6 separate regions of the Homo sapiens genome follow, and all the other regions are linked to region 1. A link is a contact called in ENCODE Hi-C or POLR2A ChIA-PET data. All regions are on one chromosome and are shown on one strand. The core of a region is the stretch at or near the end of the contact, and the rest is flanking DNA. Distances in the headings are between cores, read along the strand shown.

What was found. Hi-C counts contacts between places; a loop is a spot of excess contacts on that map. ChIA-PET counts read pairs that join two places held with the same protein, here RNA polymerase II (POLR2A). Pooled maps may share reads with other maps.
Region 2: a loop to region 1 is called in a map of CD14-positive monocyte, with 24 times the contacts of the local background. The contact joins the promoter of FOXJ3 here to the promoter of CFAP57 in region 1. A Hi-C loop is called at or near these places in 6 of 168 maps with a recorded cell type or tissue (CD14-positive monocyte, CD4-positive, alpha-beta T cell, CD4-positive, alpha-beta memory T cell and 2 more) and 13 of 50 pooled maps.
Region 3: a loop to region 1 is called in a map of CD8-positive, alpha-beta T cell, with 14 times the contacts of the local background. The contact joins the promoter of DPH2 here to the promoter of CFAP57 in region 1. A Hi-C loop is called at or near these places in 3 of 168 maps with a recorded cell type or tissue (CD4-positive, alpha-beta T cell, CD8-positive, alpha-beta T cell and naive thymus-derived CD4-positive, alpha-beta T cell), 1 of 37 single-sample maps with no recorded cell type and 14 of 50 pooled maps.
Region 4: a map of CD8-positive, alpha-beta T cell shows a loop between it and region 1 (19-fold over the local background). The contact joins the promoter of PPIH here to the promoter of CFAP57 in region 1. A Hi-C loop is called at or near these places in 5 of 168 maps with a recorded cell type or tissue (CD4-positive, alpha-beta memory T cell, CD8-positive, alpha-beta T cell and naive thymus-derived CD4-positive, alpha-beta T cell), 4 of 37 single-sample maps with no recorded cell type and 20 of 50 pooled maps. POLR2A ChIA-PET finds 5 or more read pairs at or near these places in 1 of 52 experiments (IMR-90).
Region 5: a loop to region 1 is called in a map of CD4-positive, alpha-beta memory T cell, with 31 times the contacts of the local background. The contact joins the promoter of ST3GAL3 here to the promoter of CFAP57 in region 1. A Hi-C loop is called at or near these places in 3 of 168 maps with a recorded cell type or tissue (CD4-positive, alpha-beta memory T cell and naive thymus-derived CD4-positive, alpha-beta T cell), 1 of 37 single-sample maps with no recorded cell type and 16 of 50 pooled maps.
Region 6: a loop to region 1 is called in a map of CD8-positive, alpha-beta T cell, with 6 times the contacts of the local background. The contact joins the promoter of SLC6A9 here to the promoter of CFAP57 in region 1. A Hi-C loop is called at or near these places in 1 of 168 maps with a recorded cell type or tissue (CD8-positive, alpha-beta T cell) and 12 of 50 pooled maps. POLR2A ChIA-PET finds 5 or more read pairs at or near these places in 2 of 52 experiments (WTC11 and activated T-cell).

What each region holds. Positions count from the first base shown.
Region 1 is chr1:43,170,993-43,173,692 of GRCh38, reverse strand. CFAP57 (cilia and flagella associated protein 57) reads right to left here and starts at 1,363. Exons shown (of 23, transcript NM_001378189.1): 1 at 1,240-1,363; 2 at 783-958. The coding sequence starts at 939. EBNA1BP2 (EBNA1 binding protein 2) reads left to right here and starts at 1,403. Exons shown (of 9, transcript NM_006824.3): 1 at 1,403-1,640; 2 at 1,724-1,807; 3 at 2,042-2,214. The coding sequence starts at 1,575. It overlaps MIR6733 (microRNA 6733), which reads left to right and starts at 1,981; the gene lies at 1,981-2,041. RefSeq lists a silencer at 937-1,136 and enhancers at 1,247-1,296, 1,377-1,506, 1,056-1,691, 1,637-1,866, 1,692-2,328.
Region 2 is chr1:42,333,803-42,336,502 of GRCh38, reverse strand. It overlaps FOXJ3 (forkhead box J3), which reads left to right and starts at 1,268. Exons shown (of 13, transcript NM_014947.5): 1 at 1,268-1,444. RefSeq lists a silencer at 1,232-1,751 and an enhancer at 1,336-2,293.
Region 3 is chr1:43,968,659-43,971,358 of GRCh38, reverse strand. It overlaps DPH2 (diphthamide biosynthesis 2), which reads right to left and starts at 1,349. Exons shown (of 6, transcript NM_001384.5): 1 at 1,037-1,349; 2 at 651-763; 3 at 170-393. The coding sequence starts at 1,183. RefSeq lists enhancers at 1-6, 7-553, 1,039-1,318.
Region 4 is chr1:42,657,059-42,659,758 of GRCh38, reverse strand. PPIH (peptidylprolyl isomerase H) reads right to left here and starts at 1,336. Exons shown (of 10, transcript NM_006347.4): 1 at 1,247-1,336; 2 at 851-915; 3 at 508-531; 4 at 193-237. The coding sequence starts at 1,312. It overlaps CCDC30 (coiled-coil domain containing 30), which reads right to left. Exons shown (of 21, transcript NM_001395517.1): 21 at 2,569-2,700. All of the region lies in intron 1 of LOC124904162 (a long non-coding RNA gene), which reads left to right.
Region 5 is chr1:43,706,194-43,708,893 of GRCh38, reverse strand. It overlaps ST3GAL3 (ST3 beta-galactoside alpha-2,3-sialyltransferase 3), which reads right to left and starts at 1,358. Exons shown (of 12, transcript NM_006279.5): 1 at 1,201-1,358. KDM4A-AS1 (KDM4A antisense RNA 1) reads left to right here and starts at 1,553. Exons shown (of 5, transcript NR_033827.1): 1 at 1,553-1,835. RefSeq lists silencers at 891-940, 971-1,470 and enhancers at 1,601-1,680, 1,406-1,923.
Region 6 is chr1:44,030,058-44,032,757 of GRCh38, reverse strand. It overlaps SLC6A9 (solute carrier family 6 member 9), which reads left to right and starts at 1,296. Exons shown (of 14, transcript NM_001024845.3): 1 at 1,296-1,452. It overlaps LOC107984948 (a long non-coding RNA gene), which reads right to left and starts at 2,344. Exons shown (of 2, transcript XR_007066054.1): 1 at 2,209-2,344. LOC124904168 (a long non-coding RNA gene) reads left to right here. Exons shown (of 4, transcript XR_007066055.1): 4 at 31-215. RefSeq lists silencers at 1,755-1,824, 2,145-2,694 and an enhancer at 1,566-2,162.

The sequences.
Region 1 (2,700 bases), core at 114-2,613:
TGAGACATTATATTCATATGATGGAACACTACATAGCAATAAAATGAACTTGGCTATATGTATCGAGATGTGTGAATCTCAAAAGCATGACATTGAACTGATGCAGCAAGACACAGAATACAGGGAGAAGCACTAGAACTGGTAATATTCTGTTTCCTATGCTGGGTGGCTGGGTTCACAGATCTACATTCTATTGTAATTCTTTAAATATGACATATATGTAGGGTACATTCTTTTGTATGTATATGTCACAATAAAAGGTGTCAATGCAACAAAGAATGGGAAAATGGATTCGGTTGTTGAAATAATGAATATCATTAACAGGACCACTGTGAACAAAAATAAGGGCTGTAATGCTATACAAATGGTTATTTGCGACTTGGGATAAAGTTTACAGTGTCTTCATCATACTTGGATTCAAACGGTGATATAATGAAGGTGGTGTGCTCAGGAAAACTGTTAGACAACTCAAAAAGTGGCTCTGGTGATGACAAAGGCAGTGATATTGAAGACACCAAAAGAGGGGTTCTTAACATATTTTCATGAAATTACAGTGAAAAAAGTACTTTTAAATTAACATTTTATATGTGATTTTAACTACATATGCGTGACTGATTAATCTAGTTTCATAATACAAGTCGCCATTTATTTCCTCTACATTTATAATACTGCATATATATTCAAATTGGCCAAAATCTTTCTTTCCAATCATCATGCTGGGATTATGGGGTTATATGTGGCACATACCATTCCTGTATATGTCAGGATGGAAAAAGTTTTACCTGGAATGAATTTTTGCCATTTCTGATCCACATTGTACTTCACACAGTGATTTCCTGAAGGAAATATAATGATCTGTTCATCGAAGTAGAAGATATTGTTGGCCACGTGGGATCGAAGACCAAAAACATGCAGCGTCTGAGCTACCACGGCTGACATGATCTCCCGCCAAACAGTTCTGCTGAAGACCAAGGCAGCGCTTCAGAGTGGAGAGCACCGCCCCGCTCCGACCCCGCCCCCGGCCCGGACTCGCCCTCCCCGCCCTTTGCTCCTCCCCTTGTCTCTCCCCTTTCTCCTCCCCTTGTCCCTCCCCTTTCCCCTCCCCTTGTCCCTCCCCTTTCCCCTCCCCCGGGGTCCTCCTCCGCGCCACCCCACCCCCGCGGCTCCTTTTTCTGCCTTTTCCTTTGTACCCTCACTGCTACCAGCTCCTTCTGGCGACCCCCAGGTACCCCCTCCCACCTTTCGTTTCTCTCTGGGTCAGCAGACCACGCATGTATCCAGAGGCGCTACCTGTAGGGATCCTAAGCAACCCGGACACTTTCAAACGCCGTAGCGGTTCCTATAGCAACGACAAACCGGAAGTATGGTTTGCCGCCGGAAGCGGAAGTCCCAATCAAAAGTTGAGCAGTAGCTGTGAGTTGCTGGCGCTGGAGCGATTCGGTGGCACGTGGAGCCACGGCGTGGGAGTAGGGGGCTGAAGGCAGGCAGCAGCGGCCAGGGCCGCCCTCTGCTAGCCGCTTGGGTCTCGGGATACCCCGTTTCTTCCTGTAGGTGTGGGACGTGCGTGCGGCGAGATGGACACTCCCCCGCTCTCGGATTCGGAGTCGGAATCCGATGAATCCCTTGTCACAGACAGAGAGGTAGGTGTCAGCCGAGCTCGTGGGGCTGGGCGTGGGAGAGGGGGCCTTACACCCCTGGGAGTGACCGTGATTGTGTCCTGCAGTTGCAGGATGCGTTTTCCCGAGGGCTTCTGAAGCCAGGCCTCAATGTCGTGCTAGAGGGGCCGAAGAAGGCCGTGAACGACGTGGTGAGCGTGGGCACAGGGTCGGGGGTACTCGGACATGGGATGCGCTTCAGGCGCTGTTGGGCTTGGGAGACCGATTCTTGTCCCAGGAAAGATGCACCCTGCGCCTCGCCAAGAGGGTCAATTACCTGTCTGGGTATTGGGGATTAGCACTTTGTCCCTTCGCCTAACAGCCTGTGCTTGGGAAAGACAAACTCAGAGTTCCCTTCTTGTGAGCTCAGTGTCTGGATTTCCTAGAATGGCCTGAAGCAATGTTTGGCAGAATTCAAGCGGGATCTGGAATGGGTTGAAAGGCTCGATGTGACACTGGGTCCGGTACCGGAGATCGGTGGATCTGAGGCGCCAGCACCTCAGAACAAGGACCAGAAAGCTGTTGATCCAGAAGACGACTTCCAGCGAGAGATGAGTTTGTATGTTTGTTTTCAAATGTTGGAGAAGTTGAGGATCCTTGTGCAGGAGAGTGGGAAAGAGGGGAAATTAGTAAGTCTGCACTCAGAATAAGCCTAGGAGTAGAGAGAGCGGCTTCTTTTGACTAAGAATAGCTAGGAGATTCTTCCTGTTTGAGAGAAGAGCTCTTTGGTCCACGGTCACGATCCAAAATCCACTTTATGGGCTAATTTGAAATATTCATGTTAAAACTTTTTGTGCATGCTTCAGTTATTAGGAAAACAAACAAACAAACATTGCTTATGGGATGTTCTTGTGTGGAATTGCTTTAGTAATTACATAAGAATCCATAATCGACATTCGTTTGTGTTAATGGGTACCTTTAGAGTAGTCATTCTCTTAAACTATTTTTAGCAACACCCCTCCCCTTTTTAAAAACTAGTATACGGCTACATTTCTTTTAGATACTAAATCAGTGAGACAGTTTTTGTTTGTTTGTTCTTGCTAAT
Region 2 (2,700 bases), core at 19-2,518, 840 kb after region 1:
CCAACAGGGAAGGGTATTTGTTTTCTCTCTCTCTTCTGTTTACTGATACATCCCAAGCACTAAAATAGTGTCTGGCAACCTTAGTAGTGATTGGCAAATATTTGTTGAGTGAATGAGTACATGAATCTTCAGAATCTTGCTAGTCTTATAAAGAAAAGGAATATGTGAATACTTTGAATCTCCAGTGCCTAGAAATGCTTGACCAAACGGCAGGTGTTCAATGTTTACTGAAGGAATTGTGTGCTCAGATCTGCTGGAGGTCTTTATCTGAACCCTTTGAGACTATGTCAAAAAAGTACCCAGGGCCAATTCACTCATGCCTCTCCTTTTCCTCTCATCCAATCAGCCTAGTATTCATCTAACAAATATCTAAGTCTCCAAATATTGAGCCACCCATTGTGAGTTCAAAAGCGTGTTTGGCGCTGCAGGGGAATATGTGACTAACGCGAATGAAGCAACAGCAAATACTACACTGGAATGTAATTAAGTGTGAAATTATAGGGCAGATTATCAGTGCTAATAGTTTAGAGAAAGAATCAGTGAAGACTGACGTAGAAGTAAATTCCAAAGTTCACTCGTCGACCAAACTACCCTTCTAAACGCTCCACCTACTGATAGTAGTACCATAACCTGGGTAGCTACCTTGAGAATTAGAAGGGCCTTTAGAGGTCCAACTCCTTTAAGAAAGAAAGAAAGACCAGGCACGGGAAAGGCCTCCGCAGACATGAGTCTAGCACCTGGGACTCATGAAGTTCTGAAAAGAGGGGTGTCCTGAAGGTCCAAGGCGCCTTTGTTGGGGGTCCCGGAATCCGCGGTGTGCCAGGTCGGAAAAGGCGTCCGCTTTCCTGGAGAGGAGGCTAAGGTGCCGGGCGCTTCGGTGAGGTGGCGGATGTTGGGGGGCGGGGGAGGGCAGAAGGCACCATTCCTTCGGGGCATGGGGCCCCAGGTATCCGTGGGCAGGGTCCAAAGCCACCGATCCCTACTGTCCTCAACTGCGGGGTTGCCTCCGCCGCCTTTGCTCCCAGACGCCACTCCGAGGCACAAGGACCCCAAGTCGCTCGGAACTGCCGGCCGCTAGATGACACCGGCTGCGCCGATGCAGAGCCTCGGGAGTCTCAGGGCACTACTTGTCCCAGCGGAGGGATCCTGCGTGCGTCGAAGCGACCGTGACCGCGCAGGGACTTGACGCCGCTGACGCCGGGCCGGCGGCGCAGCGACGCCGCAGGAGGCGGTGGCGGCGAGGGCGGGCGGGGGATGCGGGTCGGGAAGTAGTTCCGGGTGCGCGGCCCCGGATGTTGGCTGCTCTTGCTGCCGCCGCCGCTCTCGGGGCTGCTCGGGGCCTCGACCGCTCGCAGTAGGCACCGTTGGGACCTTTCCCGGGGGGGCGGAGACGCACGGAGCGGCCGGGGGCTCGGCCGGGCCGTCCCGGCCTGCGCAGCCTGAGGTAAGTGCCCCCCGCCAGGGCGGCCGGGCCTGGGCGGCGGGCGAGGAGGCGGGGCTGTGGCATCTCCCGGGACGGAGGCAGGGGCTGTCCTCCGCGAGACGCCCTCTCTCTTCCAGCCGCAGCCGCGTTGCGGGGTGGGCGGCGGGTGGGGCAGGGGGCCTGGGCCCCGGCTGGGGCCTGGCGGACGCCGAGGGCTGGGTCCTTCCCTCCCCCGCGGCGCTTCTCAGCTGCTGCTGCCCCTCAGCTGGGAAGCAGCGGCTTCGCGTCTCCCGCCCCTCCCCCAGGCGGGGCACCGGGGAACCAGACGTGGATCCCGGGGGCGCCTAGTCCGAGGGCAGCGACCGTCTCCTTCCCTCCATGACCTGTCCCTTGGCCTGGGCTAGCCCCCGACCCCGGCACTCTGCGGCTTCTTCCCTTTAAGCTTGGGGGCGCTTTTCTGCCGGCAGGGCGGGCTGTACCTCACGCCTTGGAGTGGCCCTTTGGGGAGAGGAGGCCCATGCGAGGGTGCTTGCGTTCCCGCCCATCCTGTGTCTGTGTCCTTTGCTGGGATTAGGGCAAAGGCAGCCGTTCCATGCGGACGTGTTGCTGTCCTGTGTGTGTTGCATCCTGCCCACGTGGTAGAGTGTCTCCCGCCCCCCCTCCCAGCTCCATTTTTGCAGCTGGTGAGGAGGGAGGTTAACGGGATGGTTTTTCCTCTGTGATTTCCTCCGGGTGGCGTGGAAGGTGTTAGGGTCAGTTTGCTTTGCCGAGGCCGGCTGTTGGTTAGATGAAGAATCGAGAGTTGTACTCTGAAATTGAGGCCAGTAGGGGACATAACAGGGCTTAGTTTCATTAACATCTTTTTTCCTCTTCCATTAGCTGCTCTTATTCTTTTCTCTGTTGCTTAATTATAGAGAATAAGCGCTTGCTACCGATGCATTCAGGTGTATAGTTTTCATTTCTCTGTTTTACTTTTTGTGTGTCTGGTTAGCAAAGGTTTTACTATTCCGTGTTGGTGCATTCCACGTCTGTGTTGTCCCTGGTTGGATTCCTGAATGAGTTAGAGCCATTCACTCTAATTCCTGAAGGAGTTAGAGATTGGTGGGCACCTTTTTGGTCTTTTTCTGAGATTTATTTGTGTGTGTTTTCTTCCTTCTATTTTGTTTCCCAGTGAAAAAGCGTGATGTCATAGGAGCGTTATATGCATAGCTCTTTTTCTCACAAGGCAGCACTAGTTTCACCTAGTCACTTATTTTGTAGAAGCTCTTTTACTTCAC
Region 3 (2,700 bases), core at 100-2,599, 800 kb before region 1:
TGGAGCCTGGCAAAGCAGGAGCTCCCTCATCCCCAGGAGACTAAATATGACCCAGTAGGCTGGGGCCAAGCCCATATCAAGAGTTCTATGGATGGTATATGGAAATGGGGAAATTAAGGCATAAAGCAGTTGGCTCACCCTTTGTGCATACACAGGCAAAACCCCTTACCCAGGGCATGGGCACAGGCCGGCTCACTCAGCAGCACCACAGGCGCTTTGGGGTCTGGGTTCTGGGCCTCAAAGGCCTTGACACAGAGCTCCAAGGCCACAGAACGTTGACGAAGCACGAAGGCAACGGGCAGTGGGCGGGCTGGAGGGCTTAAGCAGGCAGGGCCAAAATGTATGAGAGCCTGAGCTCCAGCTTGCTCAGCACCCAGCACATCCACGCAGCAGCTGCAGGGAAGATAGCATCAGAGAAATGGGTTCTCTTCTGGAGGCGAGTTGCTGTCATCACTGGGAAATGTGGTCAGTGAATAAAATGGTTTCATTAAAGGAAGACATTGTCAATGAAAGGAGCTAGCATCAGAAGGGGAGTCATTACCATTATCATCAAGGAGAAACACCACCATTGAAGGCAATCACTGTCATAGACGTAAAACCCCATGAGCCCCGGATCCCCAGGCCTGGCCCACCTAAGGCCAAGTTCACACCTGCCGTAGGCTGTGTCACCCAGAATGAACATCTTTGACCCTGTCGTCTCCTCCAGTCGTGCAGCCACAGCCACAGCATCTCCCAATAGCTGGTCAGGGAACTGCAAGGCAACCTATAAGCATAAACCATGGAGTCAGGGACAGCCTCTCTCCCACTGAGGGCTTCTTTAAAGCAATCTTCCAGGAGCTCCCACTCAACCTTCAAAGCCCCTGGTCCCAGAGGGGCACTCTGCCCCACGTAGTAGGTGGAAGGGAGGGATGGTCAACGCGCTGCGGACAGACTGATTCCCCCACCCTCTCGCCCTCACAAAATCCCCCAAGATCCGGATCCTCTGGGCGACCCATCCCGACAGAGGCGAGCCACCCTTCCCTAAGTCTGTCCTCACTCGTTCACACCCCAGGTCGCGGACAAATCCAGCGACTCGCTCCAGCTCGTACACTCCGTCCAGGTCCGGAAGAGGAGTAAGCAGTCCTGGCACCCCGGTCTCTCGCTGCAGCGCCGCCTCGGCAGGGCTGCTAAACATCGACTCCATGAGGCACAGCTTGGGTGGTGGGATGCAGCGGGGACCTCCCTGGGACAGCTTCGGGGCCTGAGTCCTCTAGAGCAGCCCTCAGGGGGTCAAAATCGCCTTGTGGGGGTAGGGGGAATCACAGTCGGCCTTCAGCCGGTGAGTATCCCCTTCAGCCATCCTAACTACTGTTTCTCCGCTACACGTGGGACTACCGGGGAGGTTACTTCCGGGTTTTAGAGGCGTGGCTGATAGCGATTTTGCCAATCCTAAGTCAGCACAGCTCCCGCCCTCCAATCCCCGCCACCGCCCCGCACAGAGAACCAATGTTCAGCCTGAGTCCCAGGCCAGCCGGAAGTACATCGAGGAAGGCGCGGAGCCTTGTGGGCATTGTAGTTCCCCTGGCCTCCTCTCGGGCGCTGGGAGTCCGGTTCAGCCGACCCGCGGCCATCAGGAACACCGACTTCACTGTTAAGCATTTCACGTGCACTCTATCCTCTGGGCAGTATCACTGCATAATTCTTTCATTCATTCATTTTTTTTTTTTTTTGACAAGGTCTCGCTATGTTGCTTGGACTGGAGTGCAGTGGCGCGATCTCCACAACCTTCACCTCCTGGACTGAAGCCATCCTCCCACCTCTGCCTCTTGAGTAGTTGGGGCTACAGGCGCACCACCACATCCAGCTAATTTTTGTATTTTTTGTAGAGACAGGTTTTTGCCATGTTGCTCAGACTGGTCACAAACTCCTGAACTCAAGCAATCCACTCATCTCGGCCTCCCAAAATGCTGAGAGTACAGACGTGAGCCACCGTGCCCGGCTACACTGCATAATTTTAAACTTGGTGCCGACCGGCTCGGGTTTGAATATTGTGCTTGGTCACTTGCTACTGAGTATCTTAGGAATGTCCCTATGCCCATTTCCTTATCTGAAGAATGGGGAGTTGTGACAATAGTACCTCTTAATAAGATTGTTGTGAGGGTCTAATTAATTTATATACAAAACTTTACAAAGTAGTTCTTTGGATATCGCATGCAGTGAAAGCATTTGCTATTTAATCAGCCAAATACTGAGCACTTACTGTACATTAGGCACTTCATTTTTAGTGTTTACAGTCTTTGGAGTAAGAATTATCCCGAGTGGTACCAAGGACATGACTGGCACATCCTCAAGTCACAGGAGATGCTCTGCACAGCTCCAGCCATCCTCAAACACTGCTGCTTCCCAGCAATACCCCCAGTGCATACCACATAGACCTCTACCCTCCAGCCCCTCACATCCCCTCTACTCCCCATGTTTACTTATATGCAAACACCCCCACATGCAACATCACTTGAAATGCCCTCCTTACATACCTCTGTCAGATACGGAAACTGAGGTTCAAAGAGACTACTTGTGTAATAAGACACTAATTCTGTGGCACAACCAGCATCAAACCCGGATCTATTGAACAGGGAAGGAGTGGGATGAATGTGGGAGTAACGAGTTCCCCATCACCCACAAGGAGATTGAAAGCTCAAGGGTAAAAGTGGGGAGAACTCA
Region 4 (2,700 bases), core at 87-2,586, 510 kb after region 1:
TTTAAAGACCTAAGAAGTGGGGGAGTGTAAGTAGAGTTAGAACATTTAATAAATCTTCAGTTGTTGAGTCCACAAAAACATTTCTTCTCAAGAAATGTAAGAATTACCCTCTGGTTTTATTTTCCTCTAAAGAGCCTAATCCCCCAGGAAATATTTCTGAAAGACTCCAGGATGGCTTGCCAAGAGCCTTACCTGTGGAAGGTGCTTCCTTTGTATCCTATTGGAACCCCATCTTTCCTATAACCGAAAAGAAAGAGACTTGGAGTGACAGCAGGTAGCACAAGGCCTTTCCAGTTTACCATGCACTGGAGCCAAAAGGACTCTCCTAAAGATGGTTGACAGACATAAAGAAGGCAAATAAACTAGGGACAGACCCTTGGGGCATTACCTTCTATCACTGTCACCAGCAATCATTCAAGGCCAGCAGGTGGTTCACCGATACCCTCACTGCAGCCCCAGAACACCCCTCTGGAGCAGGCAAAGAAGTCAAACACATCTGAAACTGACCTGAATTCTCCGGTGCAGAACTGCCTGAAAGGGACAAAAAATGAATGATTCAATCACTATGATGTCACAGTCGTGAGCGCCTCTAAATACGGGAAAGAATAAACACTGGAGCCAGCAAGTCCACCAATCGGCCAGCCAGACGTCCAGACACGCAGTCACACAGACTAACAACGTAAATTAACACGGGAACAATCCAAACGGCAACCAGACAGAGCAATGCATGGAGGAATCAGGTCTCAAGAGCAGTGAGCGGACGGACAGAGGTAGACAGGCTATTTCAGGCGGCTGACTGGAGCCCGACTTCTGCCTCAGCTAATCCAGCGGAGCTGGAGCACGTCCTTACCTAAAGTTCTCGGCCGTCTTAGGCACAACGTCTGCAAAGAGCTCGATCTTCATGCGGCCAACTTCCTGCAATCAGCGGGAGAGTGTCAGAAGGCCCAGTCCAAGACCATGAGGGCTTCACGGAGCAGGGGGCATGATGGGCTGACCCACCACCCTGCCGCTCGGTATCTCCCACCTCCGCCTCCCTAGTCTAACCGCCCAGTTCCTCCAGAAGCGGGGCGCTAGGATTGGGGAGACTCCTCCTCCTCCTTTCCCCCCGCCCGGCAGGTCGGTAGGTTCGGGTGCAATTTCACTTTCTGGCTGGCTTCCCGAGTCCGCTCTCTCTGGGTGAGTTCTGCCTGCCTAGCCCCGAGCAGTTTCCCTTCGGCGCAGGTGTGGGCAGCCTCCTGGATCTCACCTGACCGCCAATACTGACATCAAAGAACACCACGGGGTTAACAGGACTTGAATTTGCCACCGCCATGGCTCCGACCCGGAAGCAGAAGTCGGGAGCGTGGGATTCCGGCGAACCTAAAGCCCGGTCCGCGGATTTCGTCCGGGGAGCAGGCGCGGTAGACGTGGAGCGAGACCAGGCTCCGCCCCCGGAAGCTGTCGCCCCGTGCGGTGTGTGCTGAGACTGCTAGGGTCTAGCTGAGAGACTCTGCCTGGCACTGGGGACGCGGGAGTGAGGAGGAGGAAAGCCTTGACATCTTTTTGGTTAAGGTCAATGGTCACCCCACTCACGTGGCTGTACTAAGGGCAGTACAAGTTGATCTTGCTCTAGCTAGGACTTTTGGACTAGGCAGTCGCCAGGGTCCTCCTTATCGGCTCTTGCAGCCAAGCCCTCTGCACCGCCACACGTGCTGTCTGTCTTCTGCCCGCTAGTGTGAACACCGTGAAGGCAGGAACTCTGGTTTGTTCATCCTCAGCGTTTAGAACAGCTTGGCACGTACAGGCTTGCTAAGTAAATATCCCTTCCTCTAAGTCAGGACAATAGATAATGTTTGTTCTGCCACAAAAGCTACCAGTTTTGTCATTTCCAATTCATTTCCCATAAAGCAACTAGAGTTTTTTATTTTTTATTTTTAAAATAACTCTTGTGCTTCCTATTTATTTTAAAAATAACTCCTGGCTTCCCATATTTAGAATAAAATCCAATTCCGTGCATACGAAGCCCTACAGTGCATTTATCTGGCTATCACGTACCTGACCTCATCTTGTACCACTTGCCCTTAGTTACTGTGCTCTGACCTGTCTGTTCCTCCAGGTCACTGAGATCCCTCCTCTCTTTAGGGCTTTGTAATAGCTGTTACTTCTGTCTGAAATATTCCTTCCAGAACTTAATGTGGGTTGGCGGGGGATTGTGGGGGTTGGTTGGGGTATGCGTGTGGGAAGTAATGCTCCTTGTAGTTCAGGGCTCACCCCAGATGTTACCTCCTGAGAGGCAACATTAGACCTAATCTAAAGTAGCCCTTGGTCATTCAGATCACTGGTTTGTTTTCTTCATGCCACCCCCACTTCCACATTATCTTCGTATGGTATGTGTCTACACCTCATTTCCTGCCACACACACATAATCTTCCTCCCTGATAGCATATAAACTCCATGAAAGTAGAGACTCTCCTGGTCCTATTCGCAGCTGTAGCTGCAATGTCGCCTACTGAATAGCATATAGTAGGTATTCAATAAATAATAGATGCAATGAATTTAGTGAAAGAAGGGGACCTTGGGCAAGGCTCATTCAATATAACAGCATGCATTTAATAAAATAGTTATTATTTCCTAGTTCCTATGATCATCTTTCTAGCTCTGTTGTCTGAGAAAGCAAGGATTACATATAAAAATACAGTGTGTCTCAATGTAAAGGGTCAT
Region 5 (2,700 bases), core at 109-2,608, 540 kb before region 1:
CAGTCAATGCCTTGCATAAAATATGTACTCAAGAGGCGTTCCATTGATTGATACAAAGTCTGTTAGTCTCTGAGAACATGAATGTCTTGTTTCATCGTTAACATTTTATTTTTATTAAACCATGGTTAGACAGTTAGACACGCGAAATGGAGAGATTCACCACTTAATATCTCAAAATATCCTTAAGAATCTCTAATCATAGGAGGAGCTGTATTGCCTTAAGAGATTATTTGAAAGTATCATTTGGCTATAAATTTCTGTGCCAGCTTCCTTTTAATCCTCTGTTGACTTGAAAGTACACCAAACATTTCAGTGATCATCTCTACAAGATAATTCTGCCTTAGAAACAACCTAATTTGTCATGGGGACTATCTTACTTTTAGTAACCTAATAAGAGTTTTTTCCTACCTTAATGTCCAGCTATCTATAATTCACAGTACATCCACTGAAAAGTTTGAGTATTTTACTTTCTGAGGTAATAGCCGCCTTCACTGGTCCTTCCCTCAATTAATTACATTCAGTTATCAGGTTTCACTCCTTCCTCATACGTGAAGGAAACATAAATGAGGCTTACTGAGGAATCATAAAAATGGACATTGTTGTAAAAAGGAATCCAAAATGTTCATGGGACACTCTCCTAACCAAACCTGCCCTCCTCACTAAGATATTTTCTCTTGCAAGCAAAAGCACCGAGGACACAACGGGGGAAAGTGCCAGAAGGAAAGGAAGCAAGAGAGGCGTACTTTGCCGATCAAACTGACCCCAGTTCTGGCCCCCGCTAGAGCAGTAAGCAATGACAACCGCTACCCAAACGCTGCCGATTCCCGCTCAGGCGCTCCCTGGACTTTTCTTTCCTTTTCCCACAGCAGGGCCCGAATGACGGTGTCCGTGCTCTGCGCCAAGGTGCGCAGCGCTGCGGGGTTTCACACGGAGATGATCTCAGACCTCCTGGCCTGCGTCCGGCCGGCCTTTCCCCCAGGCTCGGCGGCCCCCACCCAGGAGAGGTCATCCAGGTACTGGGCCCCCAGCCCGAAGGACGACTGGGCCGTGCCCCGACCCCGCCTTCCCGGGCACTAGCGCGCGGGCTCCGCGCCCCGCCCAGCCCGGGACCCGCGGCCGGCGGGGGAGGGGCGGGGCGGAGCGGCGACCGTTATTCGCGGTCAGCCATCGCGCCCCGAAGCGCACTGGGCAGGCCCTTACCACAGCGGAGAGGGAGGCAGGGGGGAGGTGGCGCCCGGCCCGACGCGGGGCAGGAAGGCGGAGGCAGCGGCGTAGGCGGCGGCGACAGCCGCGGGGGACCCCGGCGGGAGCCCACAACGCGCTGGGCTGCATGGGCGCCGCCATAGTGGGGACGCAGCGGCGGGCGGAGCGCGCGGCCGCGACCCGGTCGGGCGCCTGCGACCAATGGGCTCGCGGAAGCCGGGCGGAGCGAGGGCCTGGCCAATGCGGAGCTGCGCTGCCCCGAGCAGCCCAATAGACGCAGGAGCCGCGGATTTGCCGTCCCGCCCACCCCGCCTACCACGAGAGCAGTGCTGCGGCGAGTGCGGGGCGAGAGGTTCGCGCTGGTGGAGCACCCCAGCTTGCAGGTTCAGCGTGGGTGTCTCTCCCGGGCACATCGAGCTGTCTAGAGGAACCCTCTTCCCCTGGCTTCACGGCCCAGAGGACGCACGGCTCTCTCCCCTCGAGAGCGTGTTTCGTCGCCCGCGCGGGGAACGCAAAGTGCTAGGGTAGTCACGGCCACTTCACGCCGAGGGACATCTCATCTCGCCCTCCAGGTCGTGAGCGCACCCATTCCGCTCACTGAGGCCGAAAGCTTCGGACCTCCGTGGGCCCTGGTGGGTAAGGGGGCACGGGGGTGAGCGTTAAGAGACTCGTAGAACATTTTTAGTCCGCGCGTGGCACAAGGCCTCCAAGCCCCACGTACACTTTGCAGCCCTCCCACTCCTTTTTCATTCCTGCGGCTGAGCCCTGGTGTTATCCGCCTGGGGCGGAATTTAAAACTTAATTCCTCAACAAAGTCGGGGTGGTCTTTAAACTGCAACCTTGGATCCAAAGGCCCTACCTTACAAAGGGAAGGCAGTTTGCCCTACAAAAAGGCTTCTGGGAGGAGCTGCCTAAGGCAGGAAGGGACTGGCAGGCCGGGAGGTGCCGCTTTTGGCTGGGGCCAGTTCTCTTGAGGTCGACCCGACTGCATAGGCAGCCAGTAGGGGAGAGAACGGGCCGGTCTGTGTGATTTGGATCACCTGAGTTGCAGTTTCCTAAGAGTTATTAGGTTGACCAAAAAAAAAAAGTGCAGTTTCTGGAAAACTGGTCAGCTGTTGAGTAAAAACTGCTGGGATTAAACCCAGCGCCCACCCCTGGAGGCAGTGGGGTCATCGAGAAAGGTAGGGATCCTGTGTAAAAAGGCTGGTGAAGTGTTCCTCTCTTCCAAAGATGTATGGATTAGTGTTCTCTCACCAATCCACTAAGGCCTGGTTCTGCCCAGCCTCCCTTGCTACATCCCCTGGGAATCCCCAAGTGGAGTGTGGGCAAAGAAAAAAAAAGGCCAACTTCCCTCCCTGGGCCCCAGGAGGGAGCTGACATAGAAAAGATCACCTCCTGCACCTCCCTTTCTCCACAATGAGATACCAAGTAGCAACCACCTCTCAACCCCCAGGGACACAAGGAAGCATCCAGAGCAGCTGAACTGACCTAAGCCTC
Region 6 (2,700 bases), core at 47-2,546, 860 kb before region 1:
CTCGCTGATAAGACTAAGGTGTCTTCCCAGATCTGATCAGGAGTCCAATGTGAATAGGAGACAACAGAGAGCTGTCTTTGTACTTTGGCTCTGAGGAAGGTTTGTGGAATGGACCGCGTGTGGCCTGAGAGAGCTCGCATTTCAGGGAATGCCTGGGCTTGATGCCTGTTATCTTGTTCAGTGCCTCTGATAAATTAATAAACTGGAATCTCACTCAACAATTGGTTTCACGTGAGTTTGGCATGTGTGCACTCGCTTCTTGGAGGCTGACTGTCCCAAGGAAAAAAATTAAACTGTTTCCTGGCCAGAAAATGGTGAGGACTCAGGGTCCAAAGTAGAAATTGCCTCTGTGGGCTGGGCCCCTTCCCTGAGCAGATGCCCTACTCAGGTTGGGGCAAAAACCAGTTCCTCTGACAGAACTAACTGGCCACTCTCCATGAAAGGTGGTGGCTCTCACAAGGTATGCAAATGTGGGAGGCTCATTCCAAATGCCAGCCACCACTCCCCAGAGGCAGCCTGGAGCAATGGGCTTTATATACACACACATGCATTTCCTTAGCCCCTTCTCTCTGTTTCACAGAGGAGGAAACCGAGGCTCACCATGCTCCTTTTGGCAAAGACTCTTTTTTAGCTGAGATTGTAACCCAGGTCTGTCTCACCATGGAAGGAGGAGGGATCCCAGGTTGGTGTCTGCAGCCCCTGTAACACCACCTCAAAAGTAGAGCTGACCAAGCCGGTGGTCCAGGAGGGAAATTTGAGAAAGGGCTACCCCGAGCCCTCCAGTTCCAAGGAGTAGGACCTAGGCCTTACCCAGCAATGCCCACAGTCTCTAGCGGCTCTGCTCCAAAGGGAATGGAATTTGCTCTGACTTCTCTCTAGGGGAAACGCAGGCGCAGAAGGCCAGGGGCCTGGAGGGCTAACTCCAGCCTCAGCCCCCCATAGTGCCCCAGGCCTTCTGGCTTCATTCCAGCCTAGCCCGAAGGGGCCCACATCTGCTTGCTCAAGGGCCCCAGCTGGAGGGCAGCGAGGCAGGGGCGGAGAAGGGGACTCCTTTGTGGCGCTCACTCCCAGGGGTTCGTGGGGATCAATCATCTGAAAGCTGGAGAGACTTGTAATTTTATTCCCTGGGAGGAGGAGCCTGAGAAGTCGGCACGGGAGGAGGGGATGGGATGGAGAGGGGAGGACGGCCAGGGGAGCCGTTCGGGTAGGGGAGGGACTTGGCTAGATCTCCCAAGCCTTCTCCACTCTTCAAACTTTCACCAAACTCTTAGCCCCCGCCTCCCCGAAACCAAAACACAACAGGCTGTGGAAGAGCTGCGAGCGGCGCGGCGGGGCGGGCGAACTCGGCGCGGCACAGAGCCTCGGGAGGCTGATGCAACTTTCCCTTTAAGAAAGCCACCTGGGCGCACCGCGGTGCGGACCCAGCACGCCTGGGCCGGGGGCTGCAGCATGGTAAGGGGGCTGGGGGAAGGGACGCTGGGGCCCGCGCCTCCGTCTGTCCTGCCGTCGGTCTGAGTGTTCGGCGGCTCCGCGGGGCTGAGCCCCAGGACCAGCGTGTGCGTGTGTGTGTGTGTGTGTGTGTGTGTGTGTGATCGCGCATGTATGCGGGCATCTGTGGGTAAGAGTGTGGGTGCACGCACCGGGATGTCTGTCTCGCCGCAAAGATCGGGGTAGGTGCGCGCGTCTGGGTGTCACCGCTGTCACCAAGGAGCTGAAGCGGGAGGGAGAGGGAAGTGGGGGGAGCTCCTGCGTGGGGTGGCGGGGGGGCGCCAGACGCCGGTTCGATCGGGGGCGGCGGGCGCAGGCTGTGCGGGTAGCGCCGGAGCCAGAGCGTGGCACTGTCCGTCCGAGGAGCCAGTGGTTCTGCGCTCTGGGGGCCTGCAGGGGTCGACAGTCGGCCGTGCCTGCACCCAGCGTGCGGGCTCCCGCTCGCTCCATCGCCTCTCAGCGCCCGCCAGCCTGGCTGCCTATCTGGCCCCTCCAGCCGGCCTGCCTCCCTATCTGCCCTCCCGGTGCCGGTTCCAGTGCCCGTGCGCCCGCGGGACCCGGGAAGCCGCGCGGGAGAGTCCTGGCGCACTCAGCCTCTCTTTGTCCGCGCTCTGGCCGCGGCTTTGGGAAGGGACTGCGAGCGAGCCGGGAGTTCTCTGGGGGTTGCTACCCTGGGAAGAATCCGTGCCCTCCCCACCCCAACCCTCATTACCGGCACACCTAGGGCGGGGCCGGGCGGCCGCAGGTGAGGGCAGGGGCCTAGCAGCCCTGGAGAGCCCACCCCCGGCCGGCGCTCCGCACCCGGCAGCCACTGCAGATCTCGAGCAGGCGGCGGGGCCGGGCCGGGCGGGAGAGTGGGGCTTGCCCGGAGGGCCGGGAGGGGCCGGTGCCGGCCCGGGGGCGGGGCCGTGGGGCGGGGACCTCGGCGCCCCGGTACTTTTCCACCGCAGGGGCCGGGGGCGGGGCCGCCGCCTCCACGCCAGCTTAGGCCCACACGTGGCGGCTGATGTAACGCCCGTGCCCCCACATCTCTCTCCCCGATTAAAGCGGACGCGCCCCACTTCGAGGAACCGGGACGCTGCGGGCGGTGCCGCTGCTCCCAGACCGACCGCGCCCCTGCCCGCCGGCCGGAGGCCTCCGCGCCTCGGGCCGGCGGATACTTAAAGGAGCCGCACCCCCTTTCGGGCCTGCTCTCCGCAAGCCACACCCCCT